Linked DNA regions of Homo sapiens: regions 1 and 2 are each linked to region 3. Evidence: chromatin loops called from intact Hi-C (ENCODE). Cell type or tissue: Calu3. All regions are shown on one strand. Each heading gives the region's core, and the rest is flanking DNA. Links, peaks and the distances in the headings are about the cores only. Region 1 has its middle 120 kb from the start of LINC01709. Region 2 overlaps LINC01709 (long intergenic non-protein coding RNA 1709). Region 3 holds the start of OLFM3 (olfactomedin 3).

What was found. Hi-C counts contacts between places; a loop is a spot of excess contacts. Peaks named below come from ENCODE experiments on the same cell type or tissue, not always from the same donor. Only the 100,000 strongest peaks of a DNase experiment are listed, where the experiment ranks them.
Region 1: it touches region 3 in a loop (3-fold over the local background); 2 of 110 quality-filtered maps call a loop at or near these places.
Region 2: it touches region 3 in a loop (6-fold over the local background); 3 of 110 quality-filtered maps call a loop at or near these places.

What each region holds. Positions count from the first base shown.
Region 1 is chr1:101,518,218-101,523,846 of GRCh38, reverse strand. No RefSeq gene overlaps it. Among named protein-coding and RNA genes, the nearest start is that of LINC01709, 120 kb to the left of the region's middle. RefSeq lists a silencer at 3,385-3,494. In Calu3, for the core only: a CTCF peak has its summit at 3,417 (motif pointing left); no DNase peak of the experiment used is centred there.
Region 2 is chr1:101,650,898-101,656,526 of GRCh38, reverse strand. The region is part of intron 2 of LINC01709 (long intergenic non-protein coding RNA 1709); the gene reads right to left. Among named protein-coding and RNA genes, the nearest start is that of LINC01709, 14 kb to the right of the region's middle. In Calu3, for the core only: no CTCF peak of the experiment used is centred there; a DNase peak (open chromatin) is centred at 2,976.
Region 3 is chr1:101,994,023-101,999,651 of GRCh38, reverse strand. It overlaps OLFM3 (olfactomedin 3), which reads left to right and starts at 2,726. Exons shown (of 6, transcript NM_058170.4): 1 at 2,726-2,904. The coding sequence starts at 2,836. In Calu3, for the core only: no CTCF peak of the experiment used is centred there; a DNase peak (open chromatin) is centred at 2,621.

The sequences.
Region 1 (5,629 bases), core at 330-5,329, 480 kb after region 3:
AACAAAGCAGGAACTCGTCCCCACCTATCTAAACAGTCTATAGTCAGGGCCTCCAAAACACTAGCAAAGACTCTATGAAAGCATGCCTTTCTCCAGCAGAAAACACCAAAATATTAACTATGGAACTGTGACATCTTAAAGTGATTTCATCATTATTGTCACATAAATCTTTTGTCTGTGTGGGTGGCGAGAAAATGGTATAGTTTTTATGACAACAGAAAATTTCATTTTTTGTTAGAGTATTCATCCAGCATGTCAACTATACATATTTCTTTTTTTCTTTTTTTTCTTTTTTTTTTGAGGTGGAGTCTCGCTCTGTCACCCAGGCTGGAGTGCAGTGGCATGATCTCGGCTCACTGCAAACTCCACCTCCTGGGTTCACGCCATTCTCTTGCCTCAGCCTCCCGAGTAGCTGGGACTACAGACGCCCGCCAGCACGCCCGGCTAATTTTTTTGTACTTTTTTAGTAGAGATGGGGTTTCACCACGTTAGCCAGGATGGTCTCGATCTCCTGACCTCATGATCCATCCCCCTCAGCCTCCCAAAGTGCTGGGATTACAGGCGTGAGCCACCATGCCTGGCCAACTATGTACATTTCTAATAAGGCCAAAATGCTTTTCTCCATATGTACCCACAGCATAGTTGAGGCAGTGATTCAATGGCGCTTGTGATGAAGAATGAATTAAATAAGGTAAACAAATTGTCAAGACTAGCAAAAGTCCTACTAAAGTTGGCTTAGGTTTTTTAGTAGCTTCAACAATATGGATTTTTTCTTATAGAATTTGTAGGAGAGGAAAACTCTTTTTCCTCTACCAATCTTATGATCACTGGATTGGGCCCCATATTAAAAGACAAAGTAACAAGAGAAAAGCATACAAATTTATATACTATGTTTTACATAACATGGGAGCCTTCACAAGGAAATGAAGACACACAGAAATAGTTAAACCTGTGTATTTTTATGTCAGCTTTGATGAAGAGGTGACAGTCAAGGAGAAATGTGATGGAGCAAGAAGCATACAATCTAACGGTAATAAACTATGAGAAAAGTTAGGAAGGCCTGTTTGTTCAGATCTTTCTCTGGGGCCCCTTGTCTTCAGAGATTCAACACTCCACCTTTCCTTTGCATATAGGAAGAGAACATGTCACATGAGAATCTTGTGACCTGCTTCAGCGAAGAAGGGCAGGAGAATGGCAGAGAGAACTTCCTGCTTCTGTGGTTTTCTCACCTTCTTTCTGCTTAAAATATCCAATGTGCCCAGGGGCCATATTCTGTGGTAGCATATCCTGAACCCCATTATGTCCAATCTTTTTTGTAGATCAGAATATAGTGTTAAAATCTCAGCTGTCCTCAGCCTGAGCAACATAGTGAGATCCTGTCTCTAAAAAAAAAAAAATACAAATACAAAAATTAAGCCAAGCATGGTGGCATGTGCCTATAGTCCCAGCTACTCAGGAGGCTGAGGTAGGAGGATCGCTTGGGCCTGGGAGGTAGAGGCTGCGGCGAATAAGCCATGATCATGCCACTGTACTCCAACCTGGGGACAGCAAGACCCTGCCTCAAAAAAAGAAATCTCATCTGTCCCTTGAACTTCATCTATTTTTTTTCTCATAGTATGTAATTAAGCACTTCTACATGAATTTCCTTAGACTAGTGTGGAAGCTCCAGGAGGGGACAAGGCATTGTCACTATCTTCAAATTAAAGTCTATTGGATATAATATACAAGGAAATATGTATTTACAGTACAGTGTTATAAGCACTACAGGAAAAATATATAAAGCTAGTGGGAGCACAGAGGGAAAAGCTTTCCACAGGAAGTTCATTTCAGAAATATTTGCAGAATTATTCCCAGTTTAAGTACAAAGATCTGAGAGCAAGAGGCACCTGGTATGCTAGAAAAATGTACTTTGTTCTGTATGAACTGCAGCAGAGTGAAGACTAGTGCCGATTTTTTTTAAAAAGTGTCTAATAAGCAAGATAATAAAGATATAACAAGAATGAAATGATAAATATAAAGAAGGCAATAAGGCAATAAAATAATTTGTTGACTGTAACCCTGCTGCAAAGATAAGAGCTGCAACCATTTTAAGGAATAATTTCACCTAACAAAATCCAGGGAATGAAATGAATGAAAAGTAGAAAGGCCAAGAAAGCAAAATACATAATGCACATATCTCACACACACACACACACACACACACACACACACACACGGCTTAAAAATTTCCTTCAAAGCAGGGCAGTGGATAAGCAGATAGTGAGGGGGAGGTGTCAGCATATTTACCTGTGGCTTGGGCAGAATTGTTTTAAGTTTCTACACTAAGCCAAAGATGGGCATGTGGTTTGGCAACCTCAGAAATATTAGGAGTAAGGTTTTAAATTATAAATGTTTGTAGTCTTTTTTCCAAAACTGATTCAGGGAAAAAAATACATTCTATGCTGTCATTCAAAACTTCCTTCTGGTAATAAAGCCAAACTTTTTAAAAAATACATAAGCAATTTTTTGAAAATATTTAAAGGGATTAAGGCTTGTTCTCCAAGCTCACTCTCACCGTGTTGACTATCACTTGTCAGTCAAAGACTCCTAACCAAGCATTCTTTTTAAAAATCTAATCTACTCAAGTATGGTTCTTCAAAAAATTTAGACCATAACTCTCTTAAACAAGAAATAACATCAAAGATTTTAACATTAATTAATGAGGAAATCAATAAGGTATTAAAATTGGTTAAAAGGAGAATCTGAGAGGACTTCCAGTTTCAAAATGGTGGCATAGAAGCAAGCTGGCTTCACCCTCCCCACCACTGCCACCACATACACATAGAAAACCAGAAACATATATACAGCTCTAACATCATCACTAGCAATATTCTAGAGCTCAAATAGAAGGGTCAGATCATTCCTGGGACCACAGAGAAGGGAAAAAACCTTTCAACACACAGTAAGAAAGTTGGACTTCCATATCCGTGACACCGCTCCCCCAAATCTGTTCAACAGCAAGAACATGGAAAATTTCTCCCCAACTTAGGGTTTCTACAATAAAAAAAAATGAGATGATGTGGACAACCAGCTTCTTAACCACCTTGGGTTTCTTGGCAGTAAACCTGTCTCTGCCTCAAGCCACAGGAATCATCAGGAGTGCCTAAAGAAATATCTCTGAGGACAGAGACAAAGAGCAGAGATGGGAATACTATCTATAAAACTGGAAACGTCTCTGTAACTCAGCCAAAAGAGACATCAAATCAGAGTGGCTGTTCAACAGCACCATGTTATAGGAGGTTTGTGTAACAGCTTCCCTGGCACAAACCCCTAGCCAGCCTTCCCGCACTCAAGATATCCGTTTTGGGATATCCTCCCATTCGAGAAGGGAGGCACTCTGATTGCCTAGAACCAAGGAAATCTTGGTCTTAAGCTGCCATCTAGTGACCAAAAGGAGGCAGTGACCTAGCTGGGGTGATAAAAATAATGACAATTAACAGCTAAATTATGAAGAATCTCTAAGCAAACATGTCCAGTGTAAATCAAAACAGGTCATACACAGAAGCCTGGAATAAATAATCGTTTAATGCAAAAACATGGATGTACATCCACAAGAAACAGCAGACAAGAAACCATAACCTCTCCAAGTGGACAAACCAAGGAATCAGGTACTGACCCTAACAAAATGGCAATATGTTAACTCTCTGATCAAGAATTCAAAATAGCAGTTTTGAGAAAACTCTGTGATTTTCAAGATTACACAGAAAGGCATATTTAAAAATTATCAGGGATCTCTAACAGAGATTGAAATAATTTTTTAAAATCAAACAGATATCTTGGAACTGAGAAATGTATTTGCTAAACTCAAAAATTTATTAGAGGGTTTGAAGAACAGAATAAATCAAGCAGAGAAAAGAATCAGTGAGCTCGAAGATAGGCTATTTGAAAAAAACAGTCAGAGAGTAAAAAAAGAAAAAAGAATGAAAAGCATGAAAATATTTCATAAAATTTAGAAAATTACTTCAAAAGACCAAATCTAAGAATTATTAATTTTCAAGAGGCAGTTGAGCAAGAACAAGGGGTAGAAAGCTTATTCAAAGAGAAAAAAACAATAACAGAAAACTTTCTAAATGTGAGAAAGAGATAAATATCCAGGAACAGGAAGGTCAGAAAACACCAAACAGATTCAACCCAAATTAGACTACCACAAGACCTATAACAATTCAACTTTCTAAAGCTAAAGTGATAGAAAGCATCCTAAAAGCAGAAAGAGGAAGAAAAGCAAATAATATATAAACAAAGCTCCAATTCATCTGGTGACACAATTCTCAGTGGAAACCATACAGGCCAGGAAGTAGTGGGACAATATTTTCAAAGTAATGAAAGAAAAAACTACCCTCCAAGAATACTGTATTCATCAAATCTATCTTCAAATATGAAAGGTTTTTCCTCAACAATCAAAAGCTGAGAGAATTTACCACCACCAGACCCGTCTTACAAAAAATGCTACAGACAGTCCTTCAATCTGGAAGGGAAAAAAAAAAACATTAACATGCAAACAGATAATTTTTCAAAGTATAAAACCCACCGGTATAATTAAGTACATAGAAAATCACAGAATACTCTACTACTGCAACAGGTGTACAATCTATTCATAACTCTAGTGTGAAGCCCCAAAGGCAAATCTACAAAAAACCATAATACCAACAGTAACCTGTTAAGAGATTGGCAATATAAAAATATGTAAATCAAGACAACTTAAAGTCAAATGGGGGACAGAAGTTAAAATGTAGAATTTTTGCATTTTTGCTTTTTTTAACATTCTTTGTGATCTAAGTTTTTATCTCTTTAAAATAATTTATTTTATCTATAAGATGGATTTTCTAAGTCTCATGATAACCACAAATGCAAAAACCTATAATAGATTCACTAAAAATAAGAATGAATTAAAACACACTATCAAAGAAAATCACTTAACCACAAAGGAAGACAGTTAAAAAAAGAAGAAAGAAAGAAAAGAATTACAAAACAACCAGAAAATAGACAACAAAATGATAGTAGTAAGTCTTTACTTGTCAATAACAACACAGTGTAAATGGACTGAATTCTCCAATTAAAAGGCATAGAATGGCTGAATGAATAAAGAAGCCCCAACTATATTCTTCCTACAAGAAACCCACTTCATCTCTAAAGATACACATAGACTAAAGCTGAAGGAGTTAAAAAAGATAATCCATGCAACTGGAAATAAAAAACAAGCAAGAGTAGCTACATTTATATGAGATACAGTAGACTACAAATCAAAGACTGTAAAAAAAAGACAAAGAAGGTCACTATATATAATGATAAAAGGGTCAATTCAGTAAAAGGGTATAACAGTTATAAATATCTCTTTATCTGACACTGGAGCACCAAGTATATAAGTAAACATTAATAGATCTAAAGGAAGAGAGAGACAGATGGCAATACAATAACAGTAGGGGACTTCAATACCCCAGTCTCAGTAATGGACAGATCATCCCAACAGAAAATCAACAAATAAACATTGGAGTTAAGCTACACAATAGACCAAATTAGCCTAATTGACATTTACAGAACAATATACGCAACTGATATAGAATTCACATTCTTTTCATGAGTACTTAAAACA
Region 2 (5,629 bases), core at 266-5,265, 340 kb after region 3:
TCTATATCAGATACCAACTATAGACAAATTAAGTATAGCTAATTGGATCTAGACTTTAGTGAAATATTTTCTGGTCTGGTTCTTTCTTCTTTTCCCCAGTTCTACACATGTGTTTTTTTTTTTTTAACTAACAGAATTTTTAACTTTTCATTGGCATCCCTTTGGTCAATTGACGTATATTCTGTAAAGACAGGTACTTATAAGCCAAACCATTCCCTTACTTGTGACAAAGATTCTCTCCTTGTTCAAACCTAGTCAAGATCCTCTGAACCCCCTCCTAGGCCAGACCTCAATATTCGGCTATAAAACTGCAGCCTCTCAGCACAAATGATTCCATTATTTTCCTGCCCCAACACTAAGAGGCTTGAACAAACACCACCACAGTTTCTGGGGTGACCTGATCCCCAAACCCCCTTTAAGGTGTCTGCCTCAGAAAGCTCAGTGCTTCCAGGGGAATTTATTGTTTGTTACAGCCAAAACCTGGTAATAGACAGGTCTCTGAATACTCTCTTAGGGCAGTTACTCTTGAAAGCTTGAAGTTGTAAATATAATACTTTCTTTCTGCTTTTGAGACTGATGTTTCCCACCATCTAGAACTTTCTTCTCAAGAACCTGAGATCTGTCTCTTTGAAATGCAAACTTCAGGGAAATAACTCTGACTCTCTCTCCCAGCCTGATGGGCATCTTGCTCCAACATGTACCACTACCTTCTGTCATAAATATAAGTTCACATCTCCTCCTGATAAGCACCAATTTAAATACACGATTTCTGCTCAAGCCTCCACTTTTTCCTCTTCCTCACTCCCTCATTCTCCCTTAAAAATGTCCAGTACCTCTGTACAAATCAAAGCTGAGTTAATACTGGAACTTCTTCCCCATTGCAACGTGAAGGATAGAAGACTATCCCACTTCAAAATATGCTACTTTAGCATGAGGATTATTTTGAACTGAAGGCAACTGAGAAAAAGCAGATACAAGAAAAATTTTCTGCCTTCTTCCTATTTGCCTAAAGACAAAATATAAATTTGTAAAGATAAAGATGTCCCCTCTTTTTTCTGTAACAGGAAGAACAGAAGTAAATCACCAAAGACTATTTTAGACCCTTGTCAGCTGGAAGTCAACAGAGGACACTCCACAATAAACTTTACTAACTAGCCCTATCTTCCATTAGTTTCCCCCATGTATTTACCTTCTCATGATTTGCCACTCTAGAAACTCTATGTCCTTTTATTTTTGTTTTCTCAATTCCCTAAATGTGTATTGTTCTTTTGTTGGGATCCTACACAAGCCCAAGTTCTAACTCCTGTCTTAGTCTATTAATATTGCTATAATGAAATATCACAGACTGGCTAGAGAAAAGAAATTTATTTTCTCACAGCTCCAGAGGTTGGGAAGTCTAAGATGTTTTTTGATAACAACTTGAATGCTATATTCTCTGAAGGGGTGAATGTTATGTCCCCATGTGGAGAAGGGCCAAAGAGCAAAAATGGTAAAGCTAGTTATCTTTATCTCCTTTATGAGGTTATACTCATTCATAAAGGTGGAGCCTTCATGATCTAATTACCTTTTAAAGGCCCACGCTGTTAATATAGTTTCCTTGGGGATTAAGTTTCAACATTAATTTTAGAGGGAACAGAAGTGTTCAAACCGTAGCACCACCTCTTTCAATTACTCATGTTTGAGTACTCCCATGGGTATGCACATACATTTGTTGATAAATCTGTTTATTTATCTGTCTTTTGTCAGTCTAATTCTCAAGGCTCCAGCCAATGAACCTAAGAGGGGTAGAGGAAAAACAGTATTTTTTCTTCTTTACCAAAGGTTATTGATGAAAAACATTTGTCCTTACCACTTTATCTTTGACACTTGCCAGCATGATGTTCTGCAAACTGAAAACAAAGGAAAAATGCCTCTTCTTGTACCAGTACCAACAACCAAGGCCGAGGACCAAAGGGTTTCATAAAGGGGGTCTGGAAAAGCTCAGAGGGGCCAAAAACTAGTTTCTCTATGTGCTAAAAGTATAATGCATCAAAAAGGAGCAACTAGTTAATTATGAGATTGGCAGATAAACGCTAAAATGGTTGGGTGACTAACTCATGATGTTAAGATTGCAGATTATCTTTTTATCATTTTGTGCTTTTCTATATTTTAACTTATCAAACATAAACAATTATGCTATTAATCAGAAAAATTACAATGTCAGAAGACAGTTTCAAAAACTCTATATCAAAAGTGACAGTGATGCATAGGAGAGAAAGAGAGAGAGAGATCACCAAAATAAAAGAGTAGAAGCGATCTGGCTTTCTTGGTTGTTCTCCCCCTCCAAAAACAAAACCAACCACCTAGTGCCAAGGTGATCACCAGAAATATCTCAGAACTCAAAATTAAGTCTGTGACAATCACTGGGATCACAAAGAAGCGAAAATCTGCCAGCAGATGATAAAAGAAATGGACCACTCTAACTGCAATGCCCCTTCCTGAAGCTGCTAGGTACCACACAGAAAAGTCACCCTACACTCCAGTTTCTACACTGGGAAAAGTAAAATCAAGGCAGACAGCCAAGTTCCCCATCATCTTGGGGTTTTTGTTTTTGTGTTTTGCATGATAACCATTCCTGCCACAACCCATGGGAAGCATTGTAAATGGCCTGTAGGGCAAAAATTCCTGAGGGCAGCTAGAGAAAAAGAGTAGGGTGGGGCTAGTAACATTCAGCTCATAAAATGTGGTGGCTATTGTTTGACTTGGCCAAAAAAAAGGTGGCTATTCTCTGACTTGGCAAAATCAGGGAGGCTGTTTAGCAGCATAATACTGTAGGGTACATGCTCCATGGGTCCTCTGGCCACAAACATCTAGCCAGCCTTCCCGAAAAGCCAGGGGTAATCTTTGGGATCCCCCAATATTCAGGAAGGGCAGACTAACTTTTGCAAGAGCCACGGCAAACCTAGGCTTAGGGAGCCATCTAGTGCCATAAAAGAGGCAGCAATCTCGGGCCAGGGGAACTCAATCAACACAATACCTATGCAGAGACATGCACTAGAAAAAATAAATCAAGCCAAACAGTAAAGACGGAGGTAAATGATTAATCCTTCAGTGCAATGATATAAACAGAGGTTTATAAGAAATAAGAGCAAATGAGGAACCATGAACTCCCTAAATGTAAAAAACAAGAAGGCAGTGACTGATCCCAATGAAATGACAATGTGTGAGCTCTTGGATCAATAATTCAAAATAACAGGTTTGAGGAAATTCAGTGAACTCCAAGGTAACACAGAAAAGCAATTCAGAAATTTATCAAATACATTTAATAAAGAGGTTGAAATAATTTTTAAAAACGAAACAGATATACTGGAGGTAAGAAATACAAGTTAAACTGGAAAATCTATTGAAGGATCTTAATATTAGAATTAATCAAGCAGAAGAATAAGTGAGCCCAAAGACAGGAGATTTGAAAATACACAGTCAGAGGAAAAAAGAATGAAAAATACTTACAAGAGCTAGAGGATAATCTCAAAAGAGCAAATCTAAGAGTGACTGGCCTTTGAAAGGGAACTGAAAAATTGTAAGGAGTCAGAAGTTTATTCAAAGAAATAATAAAATAAAACTTTCCAATCCTACAGAAAGATATAAGTATCTAGATATAGGAAAATCAAAGGTCACCAAAGAGATTCAACCCAAATAAGTATACCTCAGGACATATAATGATTGAACTCAGAAAGGTTAAGAACAAAGAGAGGATTCTAAAGGAAAAAGATGCAAATAACGTATTCGGGAGCTCTGATTCATGTGGCAATAGACTTCTCAGCAGAAACTTTACAGGCCAGGAGGAAGTGGGATGACACATTCAAAGTGTGAAAGCAGTAAAACTGTCCACCAAGAATACTGTATTCAGCAAAACTATCGTTTACATATGAAGGAGAGATAAAGACTTTCAGAAAAAACTAAGCTGAATTAATCAACATCAGACCTGTCTTAGAAGAAATGTTAAAGTTTTTCAATTAGAAAGAAAAAGATGCTAATGTTCAACAAGAAAAAATCTGAAGGTATAAAACTCAGTGGTAAAAGTAAGTACATAGACACATTAAAATAGTTTAATACTGTAATTGTGATATGTAAACTACTCATATATTTAGTATTAAGATAAAAAGACAAATCTATCAGAAATAATAACTACCACAATATAAGAGATAAGCCATGTTAAAAATGCATAAATTGAGACAACAAAAAGTCAAAGTGTTGTGGAAATTGAGATAAAATATGTAGTATTATAGTTTATTATTTGTTTTTATTTTTTTAGATCAAACGCATCATTATTATTTTACTTTTCATAACTAAAAGATGTTTTTCTGTAATCCACATGGTAACCACAAAGCAAAAACCTCTAAGAGATACACTAAAAATAAAAAGTAGTGAATTAAAATATATTACCAGAGAAAATCACTTAACCACAAAGGAAGAAAGTAGGAAAAGAAGAATTGAATACAGGAGTAACAAAAGAGCCAGAAAACAAGTAACATAATGGCAGTAGTAAGTACTTACCTATCAATAATAAAATTAAATGCAAATTGACTAAATTCTTCAATTAAATGACACAGAGTGGATTAATAGATTTAAAAAAAAGGACTTGATAATATGTTGCCCACAAAAAGCTCAGTTCATCTGTACAGAAACACATAAACTGAATGTAAGGGGATGGAAAATGATATTCAATATAAATTAAAACCAAAGAAGAGAAGGAAAAGCTATACATATATCAGATAAAATATACTTTACCTCAAAAACTATGAAAAAAGGCAGAAAAGGTCATTATATAATGACAAAGAGTCAATTCATAATAAAAATATAAAAATTATAAATATATATGCACCCAACACTGGAGCATCCAAATATATAAATCAAATATTAATAGATCTAAAGGGAGAGATATACTGCAATACAATAATAGCAGGGAACTTCAACACCCCACTTTTAGCAATGAACATACCATCCAGACAAAAAAAAAAAATCAACAAAGAAACATTTAAGTTACAACTATTCTCTAAACCAAAAGGACCTAACATTTACAGAATACATATTCTTCTCATTAGAACATGGATCATTCTGCAGAATAACCATATGTTAGGCCACAAAACAAGTTTCAATAAATTCAAAAAAGTTTAAATCATATCAAGTATCTTTTCTGACCACAATTGAGTAAAAACAGAATTCAATAACAAGAAAAACTTTAGGAATCTTACAAATACATAGAAATTAAACAACATGTTCCTGAATTACCAATGAGTCAAAGAAGAAATTAAGAAGGAAACTTTGAAAGTTTTTGAAATAAATGAAAAATTGAAACACTACATACCAGAAACTACAAGATACAGCAAAAGTAGTACTAGAGGAGTTTATAGCAATAAACATCTACATTAAAAAAGCAGAAACAGTTCAAATAAGCAAGACAATGATTCACCTTAAGGAACCAGAAAATCAAGAACAAACCAAACTCAAAATTAGTAGGAGAAAATAAATAATAAAGATCACAGAAGAAATAAATGAAATCGAGACTACAAAACAATACAAAAGATAAATTTTAAAAAGTTAGTTTTTTGAAAAGATAAACAAAATCAACAAAACTTTACATACACTA
Region 3 (5,629 bases), core at 273-5,272:
AAGATATGATGTTACCTACAATGTTGTTAAATTGACTGTATGGAAATATATTATAAGAGGGTTTTATTTCTAAGCAAATGACTAACTAAAACCAATAGTTATCTTTAAGAGAAGCTATGCAACTGTATTGTTTTATTTTAGAAGAGAGATAGAGGAAGTAGTAGAGTATTGGTGAATTTATACTGTTTAGATTACAGCTTGTGTTTTTCAGTGGCATGTTTAATACAGCTTTGATTCATTACTGAACTTGATTATTCTCTACAAATGACTAAGCTTCTCTTATGGAAAATATGTTGTAAGTTTGCTAAGATCATCTGTTTTCATTTGTAACATAATTACCATATATTACTTATTTTGGATCTCTAAATATTATCATCTTCTTCCATCACATTTTTTCTGACAAGATTTCATAGAATTAGAATTTGCCTTCTTATTAACTTCTTGTTACAAATGACATTCCAGTGCCATAAAAAAGGAGAGTTAAAGAGAAAAAAAACTGTGCCCACATAAAAGTTTTGGTACAGTCACTAATATTGTAAACCATGTATGAGATCAGAATAATTCTGTTTCCAGAAAAAAAACATTATTTTCATTATAAGAATATCTGTTTATCTTGAAGTGATAAAATTGATATTATTATATTTTCATATTACTGTGTGTGTCTGTTAAATACAGCTTCCTCTACTCAAACAAGTATAATGTACTACTGTCTGCTAATTGAGAGGTAGAGATGTAAAAAAGATGGTAGAAGACTTCTTGGGAAGAGGGAAAAGCATGTGTAAATACAAATAACAAAAAATGTATTTAGAGAATGGATAATAAAAATGTATTATTATAATCATTCAGCCAACACACCTCTGCAAATTCATTTTCAATCTGCACAGTCATGTGAAATATTTAAAAATGGATGCAGAATTTTCAACAATTTCTATGTGTGATTTTTTAAAAATTATGCTGATTTTATCCTACATAGATAGATAAGTATGTAGATGTTGATAGGTAGAAAAGTTTAGGTTAAGAAGCAAATGTAAAAAGAAAAAAACTCTGACAAATATGTTCTAGGAAGTTACCCCAGAGAGTGGTACAACTCTATAGTTTTATCTATTACCTCAAAATAATGGAAACTTCTAAATATGGTTATGGCTGTTAAGATTATTAAATTAACACCATTATAAGTAATTTCACTTTCTTTCTATGATTTTGCAATCTCTATTTTGTATGATCCACTCCTTCAAAAAGAATTATCAGATGTAGTGAACTTCATGCCATTTATGTTTATAGAAAATAAAGACCTCAAGTAACTATACACACATTTATAATATTAGGATTAAAACAGATGCAATATGATGTAAATTCTTGGGGACAATAACTTTCAAATGCATTTGAGTCCTAATTGAGATTTCTTATATTAAAAAATAGGATATATTTTCAGTGAAAGGTTGATGGAGATTTCATACTCGGTATGTGTCTGATATCTCAATTCATTGTCTTTTAAATGTCGAAGTAAAAGGAAGCAATGTCCACAGACCCAGTCTATCTATATATTTTAACCCTTAGGAATTATAATTTCTAGAAAAATCAATAGAAGATGGAAATATTACAGGCATAATTGTACGAGAGGGATGTTTCAGGGTGGCTACCAACTTCTTCCTTTTTATATTATTGAGAACACTTTTTCCATATTCAAAGAAATGAAATTGCTCCAGTAAGGTTGAATGATGCAGGGTAAGAGAGTTTGCCATTTACCCTTTCTTTGCTCTTGTGAGGCAGCTATTCTGCCTTTTCTTGAGCCCTAGATTACAGAAGTGTTTGAAAGCTTAGAAATAAACACTCTTCCCATCCCGCTATCCATCTATCAGTGAATTCTTCTTCAAGTAAAAACACAAGTCAGACTGATAGAAAAACTATATTTCCAGGTATGGCTGTGCATATGGGGGGGATATTTCAGCTGGGGGGATCACTAATGGAATATACCATTTATAACTAAAAGAAGAATATAAGCCTCTTTATTTATTTATGCATAGTGTTTTTAGATGACCAAATCCCTAGATAGATAGATACACATTAATACCTAACCAAAACATATAACTTTAATAAGCTATTCATAAATGACTGCACATATCTATAAATTACCACATTCATCTATCAATAACAGCTGAAAATCGTGTGCCTTGGATGACACACACTGATAGTCTGCACTGCAAACTTTGTTTAAAGCACTAAATACAATATCAAGTCCTCTGTCAATGACAGCAGAAGGTTCTAGTGCACTATTTGTTTCATAATCCTGTATTTAGCTGACTCTTTACTTCTCTGCAGCTCAAGTTGCCGGCAAATGCTGAACTGGAGCACGAGAGTCAATCCTTGTTTGGTTAACAAATTCCCCGCAAAATATCCCCCCGAAACCCCCAGGAGCTGTAGTGATGTCATATCCGTTGTCCAGGTCTCCACACCTCTCTCAGCAGTTAATCCCTTTATCTATTCCTTGGGTCAAAACTTTTGAGGTGGGCTAGCTATATAGCAGCGGGGGAGAGGGTAAACTGGGGCGCGCGGGTTGGAGGCGCTTCAGCACCGCGGCCAGCGCCCACTGCAGCCCAACCCACTCTCTAGAGCTCCCGGACTCCTAGCTCTGAGAATGCCTGCGGAATGATCGCCCCCCAGGGCGGCTGCCGCCGCTGCCGCTGCTGCTGTTATTGCTACTGCTGCTGCCGCCGCCTCTGCTTCCACTCGGCTCTGACTGGCAGGCAGAAAGTGCAACTGACGAGGGAAAGGTCTCTGCAGTGAGTGGAGAGCCTACATAAAAGAGAGTAAAGAGGGGCAAAAACCCAGATCAGAATGCAGGCGACGTCCAACCTTCTCAACCTCCTGCTGCTGTCTTTGTTTGCCGGATTAGATCCTTCCAAGGTATGAACAATATTTTGAGTCTTGTTTGAAATAAATGTGCAATATGTAACAAACCTAACAGAAATGCAAATAAATATGTCAAAAACGGGACGAGAGACAGCTCTTTCAGCTACCTTATGGTGTCTGGCGTATCCCCACTGCTTGGAACATAACAAGGTGAACTACCGGAGGAATAGCTCCTCAAGGTAGAGTCCTACTGCGCGGGGGGAGGGACTAGGAGAAAATATAATGTGCATGGGCAGCGGGCAATGCGGCTCTCCGGGGAATTTAGCTTATTCCGTGTCCAACTGCTTAATGCTCTCTTTTGAAGTCGGACGGGTAATGCAAAGGAGTTTGCAGTAGAAACAATGCAATTTATAAACATGTATTAGGACATGGTGAACCGTTTCTTTGTTGAAAGCAGGGAAGCGTTTTCCAGCTGATCCTGGTCAATAATACTCCCATCGCAGACGTGCTGCGGTTTGTGTCCAAAACATTTGGGATGCTGCTTGTAAAACACATGGCAGAGCAGCAGAGCTATACTCTCTGCCATGGCTGAGAGGCGTTGGTGAAAGGAGCTTGTGTTTGTTTCTTCCTTTTCATTAAGAAAATTAGGGGGCACTGAGGAAGTTCTGATTATCAGTGTTAAGAAACAGGAAGTGAGAACCTTAACAAACTAAGGAGGGCAATAGGAAGGATGAGTTAACTCATAGACGTTGAACTCTGAAAATTATCTAGTACTGGCAATGAAAGTGAACGCTAAACTCCTTTGATAAAAAGACAGGAAAATATGGACAAATATTTTCAACGATGTCTGAGAAAAGTCTTGATGACAAAGTGAGATAATTTGAAAGCTTCAGCCTTCTAAGAAAATCATAATGACAGGGAATAAGAGATAAGCCACCTGGTGAAAAAGAGTAAGAGATACAATTTATTATTTTACTTATTTAACTGGCCAACAGCAATTTGACAATATAGGAAGAATGATTCCATGCTATAAAACTAATACAAGCTATATTTTGGAATATTATAAAGTTATTTTTAAAGCTTTACATCATGTGTGTAGTGTAGACAAATTAAGTTTCCTTTCATTACTGAATAGAACTAAGATGTAACCAAGCATAATTTAATACTGTGGTTGTGATATTTGTAGGCCTAATATAGTATACAGTTAAAACTTAGAATCATGTCGTATATATTTGTAATTATTTCTGTACTCTTTCATATTTAGAAGGACCTGATGAGAATAAATTCATTTTATTTTAAAGCTTTGATTGTACTGGTATTATTGATGTAAACGCTTCACTCTGTGTGAATGTCATCTTAATAATCTTAAAGGCATATTTTATATACTAAGGTGTAGCTTTAAAGCATTTTACACTTAGGAAAAAGTGTTGATTTTGTTTTTATATTTAATTTTTTTTCTTCTTGACTCTGCACCCTGTAGTGACACATTCTATCCACTGCCACTCTTTTTATATGATATTGTTTAAAACTTTTGAATACATTCCATATGATTTGGGAATATTCTTGGTAAAACATTTTCTAAAAGCAAAGTTAATCACTAAGTTACTGCAGAAAAAGTCACTTGACTTAAAGTGAGTTTTATTTGTTTTTCTTTAAAATAAATTCAGAAATGTAGAGCTTCATTAACAATTTTGTGTGTGATTTGATTTGTCTGTTATCTTTGATGCATAAATATCTTCACTGCTTGCACCCCTTTCTTTCCAAAATTAAATATGTAGATAATTTTCTGTTAAATATGAAGACATTTTTAAAATAAGCAATGCATCTTTGGTCAATATAATCTTTTCTAGTTTTGGTGAGTTTATTTGTGTGTATTCAATGCTACAAAACTTTTTACTTTCTTCAGAATGAGCTGTGGATATTTGCTACAAATGAGCTGAAAAATCCAGGGAAGGCATACATTAACTTTTCAAACTGTCCTTCTCAGCTTCCACATACTGCAATACAGTGTGCAAAGAACAAAAGATGATTTTTTTAAAAGACGATATTTGTTCTATATCATAGACATTACAGAGAATATTAAAACTTTCAAAACAAGTAATTTTAATGTTGTAAAAAGTTTTAGGACTTTTAGACAAAACATTGCTTTAAAAAATGAAGAGAAGCTACTTTTGTATTAATATTATATATTTATATTTATATAATATATATTTATATTGCTCCCCCCCAAAAAATTACAGATGGCACCATTGTGTCCTCAAAAGAATTGTCAATTAGGTTATAAACTAAGAATTTTGTAAAATTTTATTTTTCATTCTACTAGTTACTTAAGGGCTTAGATTTTAAAAGTCAGGATTCATAAAGCAAATTATATATGGTGAAATTAAAATTAAAAATCCAATAATATAGTACTACAAAAAATACAGTTTTTGGACAAATAAGAAATAATTTGTGATAACACTTAAATGAACAGAAATGCTAACCAACTGCCTTTTTGCATACTAATACATTTGGAGTGATATGGGTCATCATCAAATTTTCAAATAATTTTAAGTATTATTCTATATTGTTATACTTTGTTTATTTTATATATGTATATAATATATATACCTCACATGGATAAACAGAAACTGGCAAAATGGGAAAGCTCTTAAAATTGAATAGATTTTTTTTAGGTATAGGATTTTACATATATCAAATACTGGAAATCTACATCTTAGAAAGTACTTCTTATATATTAGTTTACCTGAAGACAACTGGGTTTTCTAACAACAGTGCC